Linked DNA regions of Homo sapiens: all the other regions are linked to region 1. The links are chromatin loops, found by intact Hi-C in ENCODE. Cell type or tissue: mammary epithelial cell. All regions are shown on one strand. Region 1 overlaps DMD (dystrophin). Region 2 has its middle 35 kb from the start of FTHL17. Region 3 overlaps DMD (dystrophin).

Evidence for each region. Hi-C counts contacts between places; a loop is a spot of excess contacts. Peaks named below come from ENCODE experiments on the same cell type or tissue, not always from the same donor. Only the 100,000 strongest peaks of a DNase experiment are listed, where the experiment ranks them.
Region 2: it touches region 1 in a loop (6-fold over the local background); 12 of 110 quality-filtered maps call a loop at or near these places.
Region 3: a loop joins it to region 1, with 18 times the contacts of the local background. A loop is called at or near these places in 8 of 110 quality-filtered maps.

Annotation. Positions count from the first base shown.
Region 1 is chrX:31,209,399-31,217,398 of GRCh38, forward strand. It overlaps DMD (dystrophin), which reads right to left. Exons shown (of 79, transcript NM_004006.3): 65 at 100-301. Among named protein-coding and RNA genes, the nearest start is that of FTHL17, 140 kb to the left of the region's middle. In mammary epithelial cell, a CTCF peak has its summit at 4,726 (motif pointing right); no DNase peak of the experiment used is centred here; H3K27ac peaks cover 970 bases.
Region 2 is chrX:31,032,961-31,040,960 of GRCh38, forward strand. No RefSeq gene overlaps it. Among named protein-coding and RNA genes, the nearest start is that of FTHL17, 35 kb to the right of the region's middle. In mammary epithelial cell, CTCF peaks have their summits at 4,106 and 6,087 (motif pointing right); a DNase peak (open chromatin) is centred at 4,161.
Region 3 is chrX:31,288,728-31,296,727 of GRCh38, forward strand. All of the region lies in intron 62 of DMD (dystrophin), which reads right to left. Among named protein-coding and RNA genes, the nearest start is that of FTHL17, 220 kb to the left of the region's middle. In mammary epithelial cell, a CTCF peak has its summit at 4,879; no DNase peak of the experiment used is centred here.

The sequences.
Region 1 (8,000 bases):
AGCTTCCAGGGCCCTGTTGTAATGCTAATTACACTTCACCATTCTGTACGCTAAGCCTCCTGTGACAGAGCCCGGGAAATAAAAACATGCCATACGTACGTATCATAAACATTCAGCAGCCAGTTCAGACACATATCCACGCAGAGAGGGACGTTGACCAAATTGTTGTGCTCTTGCTCCAGGCGGTCATAAATAGTGGTCAAACAATTAATAATCTGCAGGATATCCATGGGCTGGTCATTTTGCTTGAGGTTGTGCTGGTCCAAGGCATCACATGCAGCTGACAGGCTCAAGAGATCCACTGCAAAAAACAAATAAAATCACAAATGACTCAAAGAGTAAAACCTTCCTTTCAGTGTCCTTTTTCCTCTGAGAATCCTAGCTAGGACTCTCTCATACCCTTTAATAAACACCAAACGTGAACCACACTCTCTTTGAAAGGTGTTTTATTTTTATGCCTCGACTCTAAGTTGATGAGTTTGATCAGTATTCAGGATCTGAAGTTGTTCTTAAATCTCACTGGCATTGGGTGAAGATATGGGCAAAGATATAATTCCCATCCTTGGATTACTGGGGAATATCTGAGAGTTAAGGGGACCTAGCCTGTTCTACATAAACAGAGTCAATTGTCACCTGAATAAGAAAAAAAAAATGTTTTAGCAGAAATTTTTAAAGAGATCCGATGATACTTTCTTGTATTAGCATTAGAGAAGATCTGTTAGATTAATCTGTATGGCTAAGGTTGTGTAAACTCTATTTCTAGCTATGCATTTATAATCATTAAGCGCTTTTCTCCTTGAAATATCAGTCACCTCAGCATCTCTCTGCTACCCTAATATTAGGTGAAAAAAATACTCTCCACTAAAATTTTCTATAGGCAAACTAAAGTAATTGCATAATCTATCCAGTTTTCAGACCTGAGGCTCGCTTATTTCTCCTTTCACCTTCAAATTGTATTTCATAATATTCTTTCTAAGTCCTCTAACAACTTTATAAGGCTGAGGGAGGAAAATTCCCTTGATCTGAGGAGGTGTTTAATCTTATGCTGGGGACAAAAATTTAACAAAAGTGAAACTTCAACCTTGTCCAACATCAGCAAATCACAAGCTTTATTCCCAAGTGTCATGAAAAGATGCATTTCTCTAAAGCCAATTTATTAGCCAAACTAGAAACACAACAACATTGCTTTTATACTACCTTATACACCTAAGCTCTGGTTGGAATTCTCAGTCCTTTGAGGCAAGGAATCAATGCTAATTAAGTAAATCTCTCATGCATCTAGGGGGAAGGGGCAATTCAATTATAAATGTAGTTCACATAAATAGAGGTAAATCCCGCTCAGTAAACACCTTTCCCAGTAATAAAGAAATGCAAACTTAAGGCTTTAGTATATTTTACAAGTTATTCATGGCCAGTTCTAATTAAATATTAAGAAAAAAACAAAAATAGTGGTTAATACCTATGTAGGTTTGTGCAAAAATACTTTTCCACCTATATTGCGCACACATTTTTCTCTTTTAAAAAAAGGAAAACAGAAAATCCTGGAGTTTCCCCAGAAGCATGAAACAGACATGGTGGTGGAAGCAGGAGTCTGCACTCCTCCCTTGGAAGGGAAGGCCCCTCTGTTTTTGCTCTGAAATACTCTAAAGATAGAGAAATGACCCTTTTCATGGAAGCTGAGACTTTCTTTAAAGTGGGAGGAAGGAAGATAACTTGGGAGACTTATCTGAAGAATCAAGTGAGAAAAATAATAAAGAATTTTAAAAAGCAATGCAAGGAGGCAGGAGGACGGGAGGACGTGAGGAGGGAATGGCTGAAAGAAGACTGCGTGGGAGGCTGGAGCGAGGTCCAGAGACAAAAGACTCAAACTTTTCTTCTCTCTCTCTTCTGTGTGCTTGTTTTCCTCAGAGGGCACATACTCAAGTGCACGTAGTAGGAACACTTAGAAACACGGTATGCCAGCTCCATTACTGGAAGAGAGGAATGGATTTCTTCCAAACACCAATATTCCCAACATGTTTCCTTATATACTGAAGGAAGCTATGGGTGGTTTGAAGTTTTTCAATTATTTTCTTTTTTGTTACTCTGCTTTAGTCATCATAAATATTTTGCCTCTGATCCAGGCATTTAAGAAGTAACTAGTGAAAATTTTTCGAATCACTTTTGTATTAAGAGTCTTATTTAGCCGTGTGATGGAAATGAACAGAGAAAAACTGCATGCATTTCATTTTATGGGGCCTGCTCTTATCTCTGTACAGGTGAATGGGTAACACATAGAACAGCAAATGTTGAGTAGAAATAGCTCCAGAGGGGAGCAAAGCAATTGCTCTGAAATTACAGGAGCAGAAGATGACACAGTTAGGAGAGAAATACTGTGCAGTGTGCTCTGCTAAAACTGGATGTGGTTAAACACAAGAACAATCCATCACAGAAGACTGAAGAGCACATTTCCCTAAACAAACATGTCAAACAGAATTCAACTTTCATGGAGCTATTTTGAAAAAATTTCCATTTAGGTATACACAATCCATGCTATGGACCCGAAAAGGAGGTGAGAATATCAATAGGGACAATTTAATTGCCATGCATATGCTTTTCAAAATGAGCATCTTAGAGAACACACCTAGACTTTTTGATGAAACATTAAATGTAATGATTAGCTCTTTCTAGGACCCTCAATAAGCAACCAGCAGATACAGTTGTGTGAAACCATTGTTTCCTTAAGCTAGGAATTTCCATTAAATATATTATATATATATATATATATATGTGTGTGTGTATGTGTGTGTGTGTGTGTGTGTGTTTGTGTGTATTCACTAGTAGATATATCTTTAAAGCTACATAAAAACCCAAGTATTCTAATACATCTTCACTTTCTAAATTATGTTTACAGTAGAGGATGCTATAGGCTTTGAAGCCATTGAAGAACAGGGACCATGTGGTGGTACCCTATGCATGAGGGCTGTGGGGGTGAGAGAGGGTGGGGACAGGATAAAAGAAATGGCTGACTCTCCAGGATCCTCTTTGCTGTGCAGGAAAAGCAGACAGTGGCGGTTGGGGGGCGGCGAGCAGGCAGGACTTCAACACAGGGATCCCACTAATGGTTCCTGAGGCTCTGGTTGTGCCTAATCATCTTCTCAACCTTCTAGCTTCAAAAGCTCATTCTTTTCCTTTCTATGTATGCCACAGTAGCTAACTCTTGCTATTCCTTCCTATGTAAGACAGATTTTTTTTGTCTTTTACAGAGTGATAGACTCTTAGAGCCAGAAGGTTGCTTTAAAATCATTTTGCAGTTGAGACAACTGAGACCAGAGATATGGAGACTCACTCTGGGTGTTATGGCAGGATATCTAGGTTTTCTGATTTCTCATGGAGGTACATATTGTAAGGGGGAAAAGTGGGTGGCAGAAGGTGTCCTTACTGACTTTACAGAACAGGAAAACCATTCTGCATTCCATGCTAATGACAACAGTAGGATAAAACAGAAGCACCAAAAAGTTGGTTAGTGGAGAAAAAAAAAGTCTCATGGTGCCCATATAACCCCAAGTTCATCCTATAGGTCAATCTGTATATTCTATGTTGATGTATAAATAATTCTGTGATCTAATTAGCACAGAAACAGAAAGAGGTGAGTAATGGTGGAAGAACTGCTGTATGTTTGCTGATTTTTCTTGCCCAGGCATGCCACTCTACAGGCAACTTACACTTATGGCTGAGGGACCTCCCAAGCAAATCTTTGCACTTCAAGAAAGTCAATGCACTTTGATGTAGTTGTCTGTGCAGTAAGGGTTAATTCCAGAGAGGCTGGAGTTGGCACGAGATGACTTGCTAAAATATCTACACAGTGCAGAGCCCTGGTCAAAGCACTTGCTTTTCAAAGTGACTTACTGTGTTGAAGTGTAGCCATGGGTTGCAGGTTATCACCATTGTTTATTGCTAACAGTAACATTGACCATTTTTACCCGGGCACAGTCAGACCAACGGAAGCCACTGAGTTTGAGGCTGGTTACATAGGAACAGTATGCCTAGGTTACCCACGGGATATAAGAAACCCTGGCTGAAACTCCAATTTGTGCTCCCTGGTTTCCAAGGTGTTCTGTGCTCACATCAGTAGCTCTTGTTCCAAGAGAGAAAATGCATCGTGGTGTGGCTCTTGCAGACAGAGGGCAATTATAGCTTGCACCTGTCCTCTCTGGACCCTATGCTGTGAGGCAGGCTGTGGCTGTGACACTTATTCTTGTTTTAATGTTGTGGGTATATTGCATCCTTTTTCTGCAAGGAACTCTAGATTCGTAAGCACTGTCATTTGGTTCCTGTGAGTCCTCTTTAGCAATTGAACCCTGTTTAACTTCCACTGTCAGGGCAGTGAGTGTCAGAAGCAAGATTGTTTAGAACACCTCCAACTCATTCTTAGCTAAAAGTATGACTGAGGCATTATTTAGAAAGAAAAAAAGAAGATTCTGATAAAAGGGATGAAAAAGAACCTTTGAAGTTGCTCAACAAGCTACGCTTGGTTGAAAAGTAACACAGGCTTTGAAATTGGTTACTGATGGTGTAACTTTCTAGTGGAATCTGGAAGTGAGAGAACTTGAACCTAAGGAGCTAACAAAATGGATTAGGAGGCAATTGCAAACTGATGGCAAGGCTGCTAAAAAAAAATCCAAAAGCTAATGTTAAGTTCAGAATTTCTTTCCACTGGGCTTCACCCTCTCTGGCCTGCAGGTGGAGTCCCAACCAAAAAGCTGAAGCAACTATCATTTTTGAGAAATGGGCTACACCTGTGAGACCAGTTACAATTAAAAAGATAATTCAAGTGGGGCACTTACAGGTATTCCCTATGTCACTACAGGTTTCTTTTTTGATGCCAGACCTAGTAGTCCCTGAACTGGGGCTACAATTAAGAGTTTCAAAGGCTGGTAATATTCCAAAATAAGATACTATGGCTATTAGTTGGTACTTAAGCACAAGCATTCCACAAGGATCAATGGAATGGATTACTCCTTCCTTGTGCCTTGCCTAATTGAAGCTATCACACAACCCCATCATAGGTTGAAAATATCTTAAGTCACAAATGCATTTAATACACCTAACTAACTGAAACTCACAGCTTAGCCTAGCCTACCTTCAATGTGCTCCCAACACTTACATCGGCCTACAGTTGGGCAAAACTGTCTAGCAACACCTTACACAGTAAAGTGTCAGTTGTTTAGCCTCATGATCTTGTGGCTGACTGGGAGCTGAGGTTCAGTGCTGCTGCCCAGCAAGGGGAGAGAGTATCATACCGCATATTACTAGCCTTGGAAAAGATCAAAATTCAAATCTAGAAGTAGAGTTTCTATTGAATGCATATCACTTTGCATCACTGTGAAATCAAAAAATTGTTAAGTTGAAACTTCACAAGTTGGGGACTGTCTGCATTGTGTGGTGTGTGTGTGTAGCTGGGGAAGAGGTTTGGCTTAAAATTAATGATAAAAGGAAAAAGGTGAGATTGTTGCAAGGGGAAGGAAACCACCAAAGATACTTTTTTATTTCTTTTTTCTTTTTTTTTTTTTTTTTTTTTTGAGACCGAGTCTTGCTCTGTCACCCAGGCTGGAGGACAGTGGCGCGATCTCGGCTCGCTGCAAGCTCCGCCTCCCAGGTTCACGCCATTCTCCTGCCTCAGACTCCCGAGTAGCTGGGACTACAGTCGCTCGCCATCACGCCTGGCTAATTTTTTGTATTTTTAGTAGAGATGGGGTTTCACCGTGTTAGCCAGGATGGCCTCGAACTCCTGACCTCGTGATCTGCCTGCCTCGGCCTCCCGAAGTGCTGGGATTACAGGCGTGAGCCACCGAGCCCAGCCGATACTTTTTTTTTTTTTTAAAGGGAAAACCTAATATAATGTTGCTGCCTACGGAGAGGTTTAAAATAAGAGAATAATATGCTCCCTTGGCTTAGACTCAGATGCCTCTTGGGGTGGGGGACTCTGCTAAAACCTCCTCCTCCTTGAAAGAGCCAAGATGTGAGTGGGAGAGTCAGCCAACCTATCCAACACACTGGATGACGAGATGGGCGTTCTAACTGCGACTACAACACCATGGAGCAATATTAATGTGGCTTTTGGTTAGTATTCGTTAATGTCTTTTGGTTCTTCTTTCACAGGACATATCTGTTATTAATCAGCTGTGTCAGGAAATAACCTGAGGGAATATTTACCCAGTCAAATCTGAAGAACAATGATTTATAACAATCTCAATAAACACTGTGTGGCCATCAATTGTGATGATGAAGGTTTAACAAAGGTATTGGGCATGTGATAGAAGGCTTACGTGCTGTATGTTTCATCTGTCATAACATTATGTGTTTAAAAAAATAGCTATTTGCCCCATTACTCCGTGTGGAAAGCCATTAGTGGGTGGAGGGACAATTGGGACAGCTTGAATCAGTGACAGATATTTAAGTTGAATTTGGTGGGCCTACTTTCCTGAGACTGAAAAGCTAGAAATTGGATATGGATGGCTACAGAAATTTCTGTGACATACCCAAACCAAAGTCCTTTTAGGAGTGACTACTATTCATATGATTTTAGCCTAGTCACATTTTTGTGTCTCATGTGTATTTCCCATTAAAGCTGCTATTTCTCAATGGCAACATGTCTGGTGGGCCAAGGGGCATGAATCCACTTGAAATAAAAGAAACTTCTATTAGGAGAATTAGGAACTGGGCTAGAGATACCTGGCCAGGTAGAATTTGCTTTGAATGAGAAATGATAAACTGACGAGAAAGACTTCCTAGTGCAAGAAGCGCACTTCAAGGGCATCCAATTCCAGGAGGAAGGATAGGGATGGCAAGCTGCCAAGGTTGATAGCTGGAGAATGGAACCAATAATTACTAGAAAACGGAACCTACGAGGTGTTCTTTAATCTCTTTAGCATCTGACTGAGAGAAAACCATTCTTTCCCTAGTGGGTAACAGCTAAACAAGATTACAGTATTTCCCCTGGGAGATAGATGGGTCATGTTATGAGACCTCTCTTGGGCACTAATATCTGTCAAACCATATAAACTGAGAAAATTAGTTTGGCCATGTCCTCAAGACGTCTTAAACTCAGAACTAACAGAGACATGGCCTCTAACCTATGTGAAAAATAATACATGGTATATAGAAAAAGTAGATTTTTGTAGGACAGTGGCAAAATAATTACACTGGCCTCTCGAGACCCCCTTGCTGTGGAGGCAGCCTGTGGCTGTGGATCCATATCCTGACAGTAATGCTCTTGTAATGTAGCCTTTTCTGGCAATAGAGCGCGGATTTGTAAGCCATGTTATTGTGGGTCCTGAGAGTCTTCTTTAGCAACTGAAGCCTATCTAATGTCACCCTTAGCGCACCATCAAAAGGTGAGGTGCATTTACAGAGAAGGCGGTGCATTTTTCACCTGGTTTGTCATGGTGAGGGCGAGTCCAGAAACTGTGACTATTCACACAACTCCAGCCTGTACCAAATCTCTATAATGTGTGCTTTAGTTGCTGAATAGAGGCAAAATGTTCTCTATTTCTTACTGTTTGCAGAATATTTGTCACACTTATCAACTGCAGTATATTTAGCCCTATGGTTTGGGCTCTCTCCAACCCACCACACATTATTAATAAACTAAATACACTTGCTTTGTTAAGTGCGTTTTTATTTCTGCTCTTACAAGTTGGCTTTTTAATTTTAGAAGCCTCACACCTGTAGAATGTCATCAGAACTACAAAGGGAGAAAGAAAATGCTTAAATTACCTTCTTCATAACTTTCAATGGAGTATCAGCTATATGAAACAGTTTATAAATCCTTCTTACCAAGATTTTATCTTTGTTCCTGCTTTTCTACCAAGTTTCATTTTCATTTCCAATGTGTTGAGAGGCAGTAAGGAGTCATGCAACACTTAACTGATTACAAACTGGGGACATTATAGGCCAACGGTGATGCTCTCCACTTAAATAGTGAATTCTCTATAGTGGATACAATTGGGTTATTTGGC
Region 2 (8,000 bases), 180 kb before region 1:
TGCTGATAAAGACATACACAAGATTGGGTAATTTATAAAGAAAAGGGGGTTTAATGGACTCACAGTTCCACGTGGCTGGGGAGGCCTCACAATAATGGCAGAAGGTGAAAGGCACATCTTACATGGCAGCAGACAAGAGAGAATGAGAATGAAGTGAAAGGGATTTCCCCTTATAAAACCATCAGATCTACTGAGACTTATTCAATACCAGGAGAACAGTACGGGGGGAACTGCCTCCATGTTTCAATTATCTCCCACCGGGTCCCTCCCACCACACGTGGGAATTATGGGAGCTACAATTCAAGATGAGATTTGGGTGGGGACACACCCAAACCATATCAACAAGTAAACTTAAAGCTTACCTGCAGGGTACCTAGACACCTGAAGAGCCAGCCCTAACACTTCTCTCCAGCTACCAGAAGAAAGATGGAGTAAGTTATGTTGAAAACTTTTTAGCCAGCCAAACCATCCATGCCACACATCACAGTTTTCTTTGGTCCTGATTTGCTGTGATCTGTGAATCCTTCCAGGTATTTTTCCACTCCTCTCCACTCACACTGTACCACTTTTACCAGACCATTTGCAACTCCTCTCCCACAGTAAAGCTTCCTACATCCGTGCTCACTCTCCTCCCAGACCTAGCTATAACCCCGTTGCTGTGGTCTCTCAAGTGGAGGTGTTCCGTCTCCCACTAGCAGGGTGTGAGGTTGGGAGGTGAGGCATGCAGGCCCTCACCTGCCTCTTCATTCTTCTTCCAGACTGTCCCCCACCCTCTGGGTTTTTGAGACTCCCACAGTGCAACTATGCCACTCTCTGCATCTCCTCATCTTTGTCATCTTCCAGCTTCCTTGCCACTTCCTCTCAGTCAGTGATGACCCGTTGTTTTCTGTCCACCCCAATCCTGCCATCATCCCATGAAGGTTGCCCCCCATGTAGAGAACAAACCACCCTTATCATTTCAAGCTGTGGATCTTCTCTTCTTCCATGACCTGTGCCTACACTCCCCTTCAGTCATTCACCCCATGGCCCTGTTCTGGATCTCGTCACTCTTAGAACTGTATCACCTCTGGCATCTTATGTTTACATAGCCCATTCTGACAACAATCTCAGTGTCTCCCCTCCCCCAGTTACTCCCACCACACCTGTTGGTTAACTTCAAGTGACCTCTCCTCACTTGACCTACTAATTTCCCCTATATAATATCAGCTCCCTCCTATCTTCCCTTCTCCATCTAGCTTAAATTCTGTGGTCCATCAATGTAACCTCTCTTTCACCAGGATTCTGAACAACGTTGTTCCATTGCCTGTCTAACAAATCAGTGTTTCTCTCTTGGATGAATTCTACTCTTGGATAAATCCACCTTCCTGCTTTTTGCTTATATGTAGACAGCTGAGCACTGCTGGAGAAAATCACACCACTGGTGTCGCCATAAATCCATGACATCTAACTTCACCTGAGGCCACCTTCCATGCATCCAGGAATCCCTTCATGTTTCCTAGTCAACTAGCTCCTTCTTAGTCTCCACTTTTTCTACCCTCATCATACCTCTGGTCTCGCTTCTCCCCCTTAATCTCTGCAGAAGTATCTTGGTTCCTACTTCACTGAGAAAAAAGTCATCAGGTGGGAGTGCACAAAATTTTTGGCTGCCAGACGTATAAATATCTCTGCAACTATACCCTTCTCTCTTTTTCCCTCCTGTAAGGATGGAAGAGGTGTCCCTCCTCCTATCTGAGAGTAATTCTACCTCTGTGTTCTGGCCCCTCTTCTACCATCTCCAGATTATCATCCATTTTCTCTTCTGTCTCTATCTCGAACACCTGTCTCCAGCCTCTCTGACTACTGGTGCCTTCCTGTCAACATTTAGAAACACTTAAGCCTTTCCCACTCTTAGCATGGCTTCCCAATCCTATGTTCTCTTCTTGTTACTTCTTCCGTTTCTTCCATTTTCTCCCACATGTTTTATGGCTAAACTTCTTAAAACAATTGTCTACTCTTGCTTTCTTCATTTTCTACCTACTATGGACTCCTCGACCCACTACAGTCTCATCTCTGAGCTTACCATACCACAAAAACAGCTCTGGTCAAAGTCACTAATAATTTTTCTTGTTAAATTCAATAGACTTCCTTCCTCTAATTCCTTACTTGCTCTCTTGGCATCTTCTTTGTGTTGAAACATTCTCTGCCTTTGGTTTGGTGATACAGGGCACCCAGGTTTTCCTCCTACCTATCTGGCCACTTGTCTCTCATACTGAGTATATTCCTCCTATACTTTTAGTAGAGATGCTCCTTGGAGTGCTGTCCTTAGCAATATTCTATTGTCACTCTATAAATGTTCGGGGGAGAGCTCACCATGCTCATGGCTTCAAATATCATCTGCTTGCCTCTCTCTCCTCTGGTTGTGCCCACATGATGGTTTTCTCTATTTCTTCATTCTCTACTGGTTATTCATTTCCTTCTGGTGGGGATTCATTATTTGTTGCCTGGACCACTTCCAACCACAGGACTGTATCCAGCACCTAAATATTTCTACCACAACTTCAGTTGGTTTTTATTATCTACTTTTCAAATAAAAGCTTATTGTTAACTAACCATGGTTCAGTGGCAGTTGATCTGATATGAGCAAATTTTCAGTAAGATCCTGGTTCTAGAACTCACATTAATTGACTTAATGGTGATTTTTTATTTAGACTAATTTTGATTTTTTTTGAATGAAGCTTAAAATTCCAAATTATATCCAGAAAATCTGTTAGGCTTTCAAAAGGGCATTTGAGATTCTACAGTGTAAGTGAACATATTCAATCCTGTGCATAATAAGCAGAAGGAGCCTGAGACTTATTTTGGATTACCCAGTGGCATTCTAAGATATCAACCTGATTCAACACAGCTTACAGATAGATTTAAGAAAATGGGTTATGTGGTTATTCTCAAACAACAATAGCCACCAAACCATCTAATAAAGTGTGTGGGGTGCAGAATGAGTATGTGATTGGAATATGGTGCATCAGCCTTGCAAATAGCCACTTACTTCCAGAGTGGGTTGCAATTTGCTCTACGTCAAATGAATGGTGAAACGGCTGTATTGATTCATTGCACGATTTCTAAATCTATTGAGAGAATGAAAGAAAGGTTTAAAAATTCTTGATTTTATGCTTACTTTTCAGGTTGTAGAAAATGGATTTGACAGAAAACACTTGCACCTTGTTTCACTGAATGAGATCCCTCAGATACTGTTTCCAGATGATGGTGTTCTCTCGCCAAACATACTTAGCAAGAGGAACAACACACTTTGAAAATGCCTATCAAAGGCATTTAATCATAGTATAAAGACTCCCGGGGCGAACGGCGTAGGACAATCCTGCCCTGTTCACCATTACAGGTTTATTTAATGTATTCTGCACAGTGATGCTTCACATGGCAGTGAGGATGTTTGATATAGGCATCAGGATGTTTCTGATCCCCTAGGAAGCTTTTCTGCCTCAACAGGTTGCAAGGCTCCATGGCTGCCTTTGATGAAGCCATTTATCTTGGTGCCAGCAGGAGGGTGTTGAAAGTGTGTGCACGGGAAGGTATGCAGCAGATTATGCATGCTTTTGTGGAGTTAGATTATTATTGACAGTCAGCTTGGAGAAAAGTTAGGTTATTTGTCCTTCTGTATAAGGCTGCTGAACTTCTTTTATGAAAACAATGAGTTAGGATAATAGGGAGAGGTTCTTTCATTCCACCTCCCTGCTACTTATAGGATGCTTCGCTCAGGAGATATTGTAAAACAATTTCCGGTAGGCGTTGTGCCCATAGAATGAAATAACTTGACTGAAAATTTGTGCATTCATGTCTGCTCATCTGTAGTCTGCACTTCTGGGCAATGTCTGTGAAAACCGCAGAACCCATGCTCAAAATACTAGATAACTTAAATAGTAGCATGTGCCTGAACCTACGTCTGTTAGCTTTTGCTGTGTAACGAGCTTTCCCAAAACATGGTGGCTTTAAGCAACAATCATTTAGCTCATAATTTGGCAGGCTTCCTGGGAAGTTCTTCTGGTCTAGTCTGGCTCTACTGATTTCTGCTGGTTTCCTTCATCAGTCTGCAGTTAGCTGGAAGTTCCAGCAGGTGGCCAGATGAGCCAGAATAGCCTCACTTAATGTGTCCGGCAGTTGGCTGGATATTGGCTGTTAGCTGGCTGACTGTGGTTCTTTTTGAAGTGGCCTTTTATCCTCCAGAAAGCTAACTGAGACTCAGTCACATGATGGCCTCAGGATCTCAAGCACAGGAAGAGGGCAAACCCCAAAATGCAAGAGTCTTCAAGCCTCTGCTTGAGTCATGTTGCTTGGCTGTTGTTCCACTGGTCAAAGCAAATCACTTAGTCCAGATTCAGAAAATAGAGGCAAGTGCCCCGCGTCTTGATGGGAAGAGCTGTGACATCAATCTTGCAAGGGTATGGATGTAGGGGGCAGGAGAATTTTTTATCATATTTTACAATTTACCACAGAGCTATTTAGAATTTATAGTGTTTTCACATGCATTAAACCTCACTATAGCTATGTGAGACAAAAGCTATGATTCCCTTTCCACAGATGAGTAAACTGGCTCAGAGAATCTGAGTAGTTTAACCAGGTAACAAGCAATAATGTTTGTGCCCCATGGCACAGCAGCCTGAACTGTAAAAATAGAGAAAGCCTCTGCCATGCCATTAATTCTAAAACCACATCTTTGGTATCCCAGCATGGATTTTCTGTTTGTTCATTTATCTCATATCAGATGGTTCCCAAATCTAATGAGAATCTCTGACACTTGTTTAATGTGTCATCTCCTGGCACTTGTTAAAATGCAGATTCCAGGGCTCCACCAGAGATTCAGATTCAGCCAGTTTGCTGAGGATTAGGGGTCTGCATTTTTGACAAGGAACTCCGGGAATCCTGATGCACATGGCCTGAGCTCTACAAGTTGAGAAATACTGGCTTCTATTATGATACTGAGTGTTCCCAGCATGGCGTATTTTCATGCTAGAAAGTCCACACATGATATTTCCTTTGGTCAGCTTTCCAGATCTATGAGTTAATAGCATTTGGGCAATTCTTTAATTTCTCTGAGGCTTTGTCTTGACAGCTTCAAAATAAGGACAATTGGAAAGACTCCCATAAGACTGGTGTGAAGATTAAATGACTAGCCTATGAAGCACTGAGCCCGGTGCCTAGTAGATCCTAAGTGTTCCTTTTTCTGCTTTCTTTATCCTGAGAAGCTACAAGACCAATTGATAAGGCAAGTCTATGAGATGTGAAAAAAGTTGTTTGTAGAATACACTGCAGACTTGCACTGTCAATGCCTGTAAGTGAGAAGTGATGGTCAAATATTCATCAGCATGTCAAAAAGCACATAGCTCTGTTTGAGAAAAAAAAGTATCAGATTCTTTAGACGCCTAAGAATCATGATTGGAAAGAGTGACGGGCTTGGTAGGCAACAGCTGTTGTCATTAGAGACCCAACTATATGCACAAGAGGCACAGAAGGGCTGGTCATGCCTCAACCCCTCCAGTCTTTTCCAAATTGCTGCGAACTTTCAGTGTCAGCACTATTGTCTGTACATCCCCAGACAATGACAAAATGTATAATGATTCTATATTAAGACTTGGCCTTACTCAAGTGAATCGTGTCAATGTGGATAGAATCCCTACAAAATATTTTCTTATAATAATATAAATGAAGCATCTACAACATGGCACGTGGCATATTATTTCCAGATCCTGTGGGGGTTTTTAAAAAAGCTTCTGTGTTAAAGTGATGAGCAAATAGCTTGTTTCCTGCAGTTTTGCTATTTCAGCACTTTCTTGCCTATTTTTTATGCTTCTTCTCCCACTGTATCTCTGTCCAGTCTGTTTCCCCTTTTCCTTCATAGCTTCTGTCTTTGTAAATGTCATGATTTTAATTCTTTGTTTCTTCTTTCTTGTGTGTGTGTGTGTGTGTGTGTGTGTGTGTGTTTTAAAGAAAAGGTGCCCTTTTTATCTAAACAATCAGAATCCAGTTTAAAATGAGTGTCTTTATTCTGTTTTATGGTATTTGCCTCTCTGCCTGTGGTCATCGTCTCTACCAGCAGATGGAGCACATCTCCTATGTTAAACACCACCGTAGGTTGTAGGGTGGGGTGTTTTTCCCTCATCTGTCATTTTTGCTGCAGTGAAATAGTAGTTGGAAGCTGGTGTAATACAAAGCAAACCCCCTAATCTCGGCTAGACTACAGCATATACTTTTCTGACTCATGTCAGCAATGCAGGGCTTAACAGCAGCTGATCTAGATAGGCGGTAGCTGAAAAATAATGAGGGTTTTGTGCATGTGTGCATGCTTTTGTGGTCTACCCTTTTTTTCCAAGAGTTGGCAGCTTTGCGTCAAAGGTACCCTTTCTTCTCCTCTCTCCTTTCCTCTTCTTCCTTTTGAATATCTTGACTTTACCTCTCTGCTCTTTCTCCTTAGTGTCAAGGCTCCCGGTTCACAGTGATATGCACTTGTCTTTAAACCTCAAAGTAAAATTATAGGTTGTTAGAGCGTGAAGGAAACTTAAACATCATCTAATATTGAAAGCAATAGGGCCCAGGTTAACAAAAGATTCATAATGAGATTTGGCACAGCCCATGTCATTGGATCAGACTGTTATTATGGTCATCATTATCATTGTTATTGAGCTGTCATTCCTTAATGTTGGAATGATGGCATACAGAATTTTCTTTTTCTTTTCCTTTCTTTTTTTTTTTTTTTGAGACAGGGTTTCACTTCTGTCACCCAGGCTGGAGTGCAGTGGTGCAATCTCGGCTCACTGCAACCTCCGCCTCCAAGCAATTCTTGTGCCTCAGCCTCCCAAATACCTGGGACTACAGGCATGCGCCACCATGCCCGGCTAATTTTTGTATTTTTTGTAGAGACAGGATTTTACTATTTTGCCCAGGGCTGGTCTCGAACTCCTGGCCTCACGCGATCCATCCACCTCGGCCTCCCAAAGTGCTCATATTACAGGCATGAGCCACTGCGCCCGGCCATATAGAGAATTTTCTGACTTGCCTGTTTTAACTAAAGTTACCGAACAATACTGTCAAAAGCTGATTTGATCATTTTAATCAAATCAACCAGCTGTTTTAACTTTGCTGTATGTTGGGGAAGACACAAGCCTGAGCTTTCGAATCAGTTTGTTCCATATGTTGCTGCTGCAGTATCATGTGCATTTGGAAACTTAGATACTTAGAATTTCTCAAAGGTCTGTCAGAATCAACTGGGATACTTGGAAAAACACAAATTCCTGGGCCCCATTCCTGTTCTGCAGCACTAGAATCTTTAAGCTAAGAGCTTGGGAATTTGCATTTTTAACCATTTCCCACAAGTGAGTCTCATAGACCTGAAGTTTGAGAACCTAAAACTTAAGATATGATGATCACTGATTCTTGCTGCATCTCATCTGTTTTGGCTGGGCCTCCCTCACTAACCACTTCCATTTTTGGGAAAGCAAAGCAAAGGGGCAGAACTTAGGATTGGGAATCTTTTTTCCTAATTCATCATTGGATACAGCGTACTTTGGAGTTAGATATACCTGAGTTTGAAACCAGACTTGACTAAATGCTTACTATGTGAGCTTCAGCAAGTGACTGACCTTGCTAAGATTCAGCCACCACATTTGTAAAAATGCGGGTCATCATGTGGACTTCATAGAGCTGAGGTAAAGATGAAATTAGATGATGCTTATAAAGGGCTTAGCACAATTCCCAGATGCTGGTAAGTGTGTAATACATGGAATCTATTATCATTAATGGCAGCATTTCCATCCACTGAAGAAAAATTCAGCCCATATGACACCAAAAGCATGATTCACAAAAGAAAAACTGGACACACTGGACTTCATCAAATTAAAAACTTTCGCTTAGAAAAAGACCCTGTTAAAAGGATAAAAGACAAGTCACCAACTGGGAGAAAATATTTGCAAATCACATGTCCAACAAAGACTCCTATCCAGAATATACAAAGA
Region 3 (8,000 bases), 79 kb after region 1:
AACAACAGGTGACTTAATTACATAGACTTCAGTTCAAAATGCTAAGAATAACTGACAACTGACAACTTTGGAGGACAGATTCCTACCAAAGTAATCACATTAGTGCTGCTCTCAGTCATTCAATTAGTTTATGATTTTCAATAAATGAATAATCATATAATAGAATAATCCAAAATCTTATTTTTAGGTTTTTTGTATATATAACTAGTATTAACCCTCTCTGTCAACATTTTTGCTTTCCTTAAAGAAATATAAGAACATAAAATTTTAGTCTAGGTGTGGCGGCTCACATCTGTAATCCTGGCACGTTGGGAGGTCGAGGCGGGTGGATCATCTAAGGCCAGGAGTTTGAGACCAACCTGGCCAACATGGTGAAACTCTATCTCTATAAAAATACAAAAATTAGCTGGGCATGATGGCGGGTGCCTGTAATCCCAGCCACTCGAGAGGCTGAGGCGGGAGAATCACTTGAACCCAGCAGGTGGAGGTTGCAGTCCACTGCACTCCAGCCTGGGTGACAGAGCAAAAAAAAAAAAAATAAAAAATAAAATAAAATCCATCTCAAAAAAAAAAAAATCAAAATTTAACACTCTGATATACCATTATAATTATTTATTGTAATTGACAACGCAAATACAATTTTGCTTATTTGGTTGTTCTGTTCGTTGTAAATGGAGTACAAATTCTAATTTTTGTTAGCTCTAAATCAAATTTTAAAAGTAAACAGAATGTTTAAAGTTATGTTTTATTTGCTTAACATAACACTTAAAACAAGATGAACAGCAAAATATAAGACCAGGCCTGAATCCACTGAGCTGTCTCCTCTATGAACTTCATAAGGCATCTTACATAGAGTAAGCAGACAGACTTCCAGACTTACAGTTAGAAAATGCTGGTTTGAACCTGGGCTCTAACACTGTGATACTGGGGGAAAAAAAATCACATAATGTATTGAAATAATAAGTATTGTTGACTATAAAATGGAAATCTATCCTACATATTTTACGATATTCTTTTAAAATTAAATGAAGTAATATATGCAACTTTATGTAAGTAGGTACTTTATAAACTAGAAAATTAAATAACTGCTAATTTATTTTTTAGTTTAGTAAAGTCTACAAAAACATCACTTAACTATATATCAAATATAGTCACTTAGGTTATTATTCTGTTTATTATTATTATTATTATTATTATTATTATTATTATTTGAGACAGAGTCTCACTCTGTCGCCCAGGCTGGAGTGCAGTGGCATGATCTCTGCTCACTGCAACCTCCGCCTCCTGGGTTCAAGCAATTCTCATGCCTCAGCCTCCCGAGTAGCTGGGATTACAGGTGCACGCCACCATGCCTGGCTGATTTTTATATTTTTAGTAGAGATGGGGTTTAGCCATGTTGGCCAGGCTGGTCTTGAACTCCTGGCATCAAGCAATCTACCCGCCTCGGCCTCCCAAAGTGCTAGGACTACAGGCATGAGCCACCATGCCCAGTCTTATTTACTATTATTTTATTATTTTAAAAATCCTAATTTCCTGAATTTTTCCTGGAAATGCAGATAAGTAGGTAATGCATTTGGTGATGGTAGTATTAATAGTAATGAGCTAATACCTCATCCTGAAAATAGCTCAAAGATTACCTTAAGTACATATTGACTCCCTAAATATGTGAATAACAAATATAATTGTCACATAAATACAATTATGCAATCATGTCAACTAAATACAATTTGCAAATATTTTGATTGTTTAAGGTTGTATTTTCAGTGTACTATTTAACAGTTATACATATCTTATTAGTCTACAAGACTTTAGACTACAAGGACAGTAGTCTTCATGGTCCCTACCTGCCTAGTATGGCAGCTATGATTATTTGCTGAATGAATAAAAATAATACTCTAAAAAGTGTGTTCATATGAATAATTTTTCATTCATGATGCCTCTATCCTAAGCATCTTATATATAGGATCTTAATCCACAGCAATCTGAATTCCCTGCAAAAATTAAAAGAAGTCTGATATTCCTTCACTCTATATAACCTTGAAAAGAAACAAGGCAAAAGCAAACAAACAAACAAACAAAAAATCCAGTAACTTGAAATGAGACTACCAGGTTTGCTTTAGGCAAGGTAGGCTATGAACTAAGCAATTTTAAAGCTTGGAGTGAGGACAATTTAAGTCAAATCAGTTTTTTGGAATGTCCACAAGACACTAAGTATATCATGAAAATAACATTTAAGGAAAAATAAGTACACAAACATGAGAGTAAATGAAAATATTCTAGTTATTTGCAGACTTGGATGTCTTAAAATCTAAACTTTTTTAATATGGTAAATTAAATGACAAATTCATATTTAAGTGTAAATTAAATAAATGTCAACTATAAATGAATTATATTATTTGAAAATGGAATTATATCTGTGCTATTACGCTTTTCATTAGTTGAAAGTACAAGTTGCAAACTAGCAGACTTTGGGCTAAATTTGGCATGCACAAATGTTTTGATTAGCCCACACAGTTTTTTTTTTTTTAATCTGAATTACTCAACATTTAAATATTCAGAGATATTTTACAGAATAATCCAACCTTCTGACTTCTCATTTAAAAGGAATGATTTGTCCATGCTGGGCTCCTATTCTTGCATGACAATAACTTTCCGGAGCCACCATTCTATAACGGCACATGTATTCTATAGTCCCTACCAGCTCCCATTAACTTACGCTTCGCTAGCCTTGCCCAGTTACAGTAGCAGGCTAGCCCCTCTGTTGGCATTTCAGTTTGCAACCTCTGGTTTAGACCAGCAAAGGCTGACCATAGCAATCTTAGAGTATCTTAGTGTGCTTTAAGTCAACTGACACTGACAAAAGAAGAAATAGAAAATTGGAATAGCCCTGTACTATTTAAGAAATAAACACTGTAATTATAAATTTTCCCACTAGGAAAATTCCAAGGCCAAATCATATCACTGGCAGAAATACCAATCTTAAAGAAACTCTTCCAGAGACTAGAAGAGGCAATGCTTCCCTACTTGCCTTTATGAAACCAGAATAATCCACATACCAAACCTTGACAAGAATGGCAGACCAATATAACTAATAAACACAGATGCAATAACTCTAAAGGAAATACTATCAAATGAATTCTAAATGAATGTTTAGCATCAAGTACTGGGCCAACTAGATATCCATATTATGAAAAATAAAACTCAATCTCTATCTCACATATTACACAAAAGGTCAATTCCAGGTGTACTATATATCTAAATGGAAAAGTTAAAAAATAGTAAGTTTCTAGAAGATAATAAAAGAGGATACATTCATTATCTTGTATTAGGAAAGATTTCTTAAAGAGGACACAAAAGAATTAACCCTAAGGAAAAATTTACATATTGGACTATATTAAAGTTAAGAACTATCAATCAAAAAAACAATTTAATTAAAAGGAAAGCTATAAAATGGGAGAAGATATTTGCAACACATACAATTTACAAAGGGCTACAAACTAGAATATGTAAAAAAAACTCCTACAGATCAATAAGAAAAAGAAGGATGAATCAATAAAAAAAATAGGCAAGAGACTGAATAGATACTTCACACAACAGGATATCCAAAATGGTCAATAAATACACGTAAAAATATTCAACCTCATAAGTAATCAGACAATTGCAAATTAAAATAACAATGAGATTCTACTCACACACTCACTGCAATGGCGAAAATTTTAAAGACTAACAAGTATCAAGTATTGTTGAGATGTGGAGCTACTAGAACTTTCATATACTGCTAATGATGGTGTAAACTGGTACAACCACTTTGGAAAACCAGGAGTATCTACTAAAGCTCAGCATATGCCTACCCTCAACATAGGCAATTTTACTGCAAAGTATATACCAAACACAGTTGTACACACGTGTGTGCCAAAAAACGCATTAAAGAATGTTCATAGGAGGCCTTATTCATAATGTCTTCAAACTGGAAAGAACCAAAATGTTCCCCAACAATAGAATGGATAAATTATAGTATACATTTTAAATGGGATATCAAATTGCAATGAAAATGTATGACAGATTCATGCAACAACATGAGTTAATCTCATAAACACAATGTTGAGTCCTAGATACAAAAGGTTATATACTGTACAATTCCATTTTTATAGAGTTCAAATAAACAGGCAAAACTCAACCATAGTGTTATAAGGCAGAGTAGCAGTTACCTTTAAGATGAGGGAGGAATAGTGATTGGGAGAGGGAATGTGGGTGAGGTAGGGTGGTGATTTCTGAGGTAGTGGTTATATTCTATGTTTCTCCTCAAGCTTTTCATTTTGAAAATTTTAAACCAATTGAAATGTTAAAAGAACACCCATAAACCATTCACTTAGACTCCCCAACTGTTAACATAATATTCGCTTTCTCTCTCTCTCTCTCACCACTCCCCCAACCCGGTGTGTGTGTGTGTGTGTGTGTGTGTGTGTAGTCTGGTTTAGTGTGTGTGTGTGTGTGTGTGTGTGTGTGTGTGTGTGTGTGTAATCTGGTTTAGGGCTACTGATAATGTTTTATTTACTGTCCTAGATGGCGAACATAGGTGTATTCATTTTGTGATAATTGCATTGAGCTGAACATGTTTCATCTGTATACTTTCTGAATGTGGGTCATTCTTCAAGCAAAAAAAAGAGATTCAATCAACTTATTTTTTGAAAACGCCCTCGAAAACAATGCATTCAATACAACACATTACTGAAATACTATGGGTAATGATTTTTTGTTGTTGCTGTTTAGACAGCGTTAGGGAAAAACTACACCATATTTTCTGATCTATTTATTGAACAAGGATACCTCAATGTGGCAGTGAGGCTTGGGTTAAAATTGTTATGTCACAGCCTCACCTGCTGGTTGTTTTCCGTAGCCATACTCTACACTTGCTTCTGTATTATATGGAGATAAGAAATCTCCCCATACTTGCTGCTTTTAAAATGTTTTTAAGACAAGGTTGTTCAGGGCACAGAATGAGACACAGAGCGGGGCTATGGGGGTTACTGCCAGTGCAGGGTAGATATTAAATTGTCCTATCAGTTAATCGACTAAGTAAAACACAGTTCTGACTCCCCCTGCCAAACAAATGGTTAAACGAGCAAGCTAAAGAAAGGACATAATAGGCCAGGTGTGGTGGCTCACGCCTGTAATCCCAGCACTTTGGGATGCCAAGGCAGGAGGATCGCTTGAGCCAAGGAGTTCGAGGTCAGCCTGGGCAACATGGTGAGACTACCCCCTGCTGCCATCTCTACGAAAAGAAAATACAAAAAAAAGGAAAGCACATAATATTTTCCAAAGCTTAGATAAAAAGTAGGATAGATGACCTGAGGATGAAAAAGAAACATAATTATAGAAGTTTTTCCTTTGTGTTGTTTACCAACAGAAATGAATTAACAATACGGCACAACAGAACAAACACACAGCTTAGACAAAAGCAACTTAGTCCCAGATTCTAGTCCATAGCAAATGATCTAAGATAGATCCAGACATCTCAAAGCCTCAGTTTCCAAGTCTGTGGGAATAAGAATAATCATATATGATACTCAAACATTCCATGGGATATTGTAAGAATCAAGTGTGATAATAGAGGTGAAAGTGTTCGATAAAGTGCTATACAAACACATGGGGCTATCTATAAGTTATCTACCTGAATATATCCTCTACCCGAACATCCATGGCATTAGAAAGACCATGGGATCAGGTATCAGAAGATCTGGTTTTCTAGACCAGTTTAGCCATGTTACTAAAATTACTTTCCCCTTTTGGACTTCCATTTTCCTATCTGTAAGATGAAGAGTTTGGGTTGGATTATCTTTGACATTCTTTCTTCCTCTTACATTTCACAATTTTATCTCCTCACATTTGAGTAAACGTACTTCTGCAGTCTAATTAGCTGACTGAATACTGATGACCCGTTATAGAGGTGTGCTTTCAGAGATAAGTTAAAGGACAAGCTTGTAATCTTAGGGTAACAGTTTTGGGAGAAGGAGATCCATTCCCTTAAATGATAATGGCAGAAATGACCACTAAAGGAAGGCAAGAAGTATCTGGTTTATGGCATTCTGAATCTATTTCCCCAAATGGAAATCAGATGTAAAATTCTTGTGCTCAGAGACGTAGTGTTGATTGAAGAGTGCAGATCCACGTGATTCTCTTAGTGTCATATTCATGTGTGTTTCAGTAGTGTAAACTCGGAATTGAATAGTTGCCTGTGTTTGTAAGAGACATTGTAGGTTTGCTTTTTTATTTTTATTTTTTCTTTTGAGATGGAGTCTCACTCTGTTGCCCAGGCTGTAGTGCAGTAGCGCGATCTCGGCTCACTGCAAGCTCCAGCCCCGGGTTCACGCCATTCTCCTGCCTCAGCCTCCCGAGTATCTGGGACTACAGGCGTCCACCACCACACCTGGCTAATTTTTTGTATTTTTAGTAGAGACTGGGTTTCACCGTGTTAGCCAGGATGATCTCGATCTCCCGACCTTGTGATCCGCCCACCTCGGCCTCACAAAGTGCTGGGATTACAGGTGTGAGCCACCGCGCCCGGCCGTAGGTTTGCTTTTAATATACTTTCAGAATGTGTGTGTTAGCATTTTTTTTTCATATAACAGCTTTATTGACATTTAGTATACATACCATACGATTCGCCCATTTAAGGTGTACAATTCAATATTTTTGTTTGTTTGTTTGTTGAGACTCGCTCTGTCACCCAGGCTAGAGTGCAATGGCATGATCTTGGCTCACTGCAACCTCCACCTCCCAAGTCCAAGCGATTCTCCTGCCTCAGCCTCCCAAGTAGCTGGGATTACAAGCGCTCGCTATGAACGCCTGGCTAATGTTTGTATTTTTAGTAGAGATGGGGTTTCACCATGTTGGTCAGGCTGGTCTCGAACTCCTGACATCAAGTGATCTGCCCGCCTTGGCCTCCCAAAGTGCTTGCATTACAGGCGTAGCCACCACACCCGGCCTTGACTTAGTACTTTGTATTGGTGATATATGGAATTGATTTCAACATTTTTTGCCATTCTAGGGTGAAAGTGCTACAATAAATTAAAACCTTATACCAGCCAAAGAAGAGGCAGCTCTCAATTGTGAATGTTGAGAATATACTTACAAGAAAAATTTAACTTTGGTGATGTAATAGCTTCATTTGCATTACCTAAAGCTTGAAGTCAAAAGCTAAAGTATTAAGCGTACAGAAGCATGGACTCTATGAAAGAAACAATCCAAAAAGTGACTTTTTTTTTTTTTTTTTTTTACAATGGGAGACATTAAGAACTTTGGTAACTAACTCTTCAATATGTCCCTGATGACAGACCAAGGATTTATGACCAGAAGAAGCTATTAAGAAAATCTTCCTGAGGTGTTAAACATTGAACATGGATTATTCATGAAAAGATAGGAAATCTCTTTTCTGAATCAGAAGAGAGTAGATTCTTGTTGATCTGGAGTGGTTTCCATTTACTTCTGCCATGGGAATAAACTGAATGATTGCTCTATAATTGAATAGTCTTTTAAACCATACTCTATAAATTCTATAACTATCTTATAAGTATGGTATCTAAAAATAAGACTGATAGCTTGAGGACTCATAGTTGTGAAAAACTATTGAAAGTATCATTGAAAAGGCTCAACGTTTTCTATTTTCAAAAAGCTAATGGTAAGCTATTTTTTAATCCAATGGATGATGGTTTCAGTAAAGGCAATTTTGTCACAAAGATTTTTATGGGAATCTGCAGTATGTAGAAAGATTCTCCTGAGGAAACGTGCTTACTGCTCCCTTTACAGTAGGTCAAGAGTCTCTGATTTCTAGCACAGAACTATTTTCTAGGCATCTTTTAAAACCCTACCTAAAGGCAGATGAGTGGGCCCTAATGTTACAAAGAACTACTCTGAGCTAAGTGAAAGAATTACAGTTGGACAAGTGGGAACAAATAACATGGTTCATAGCTGCAATTACTGCTCACATGAATTTTACTTAT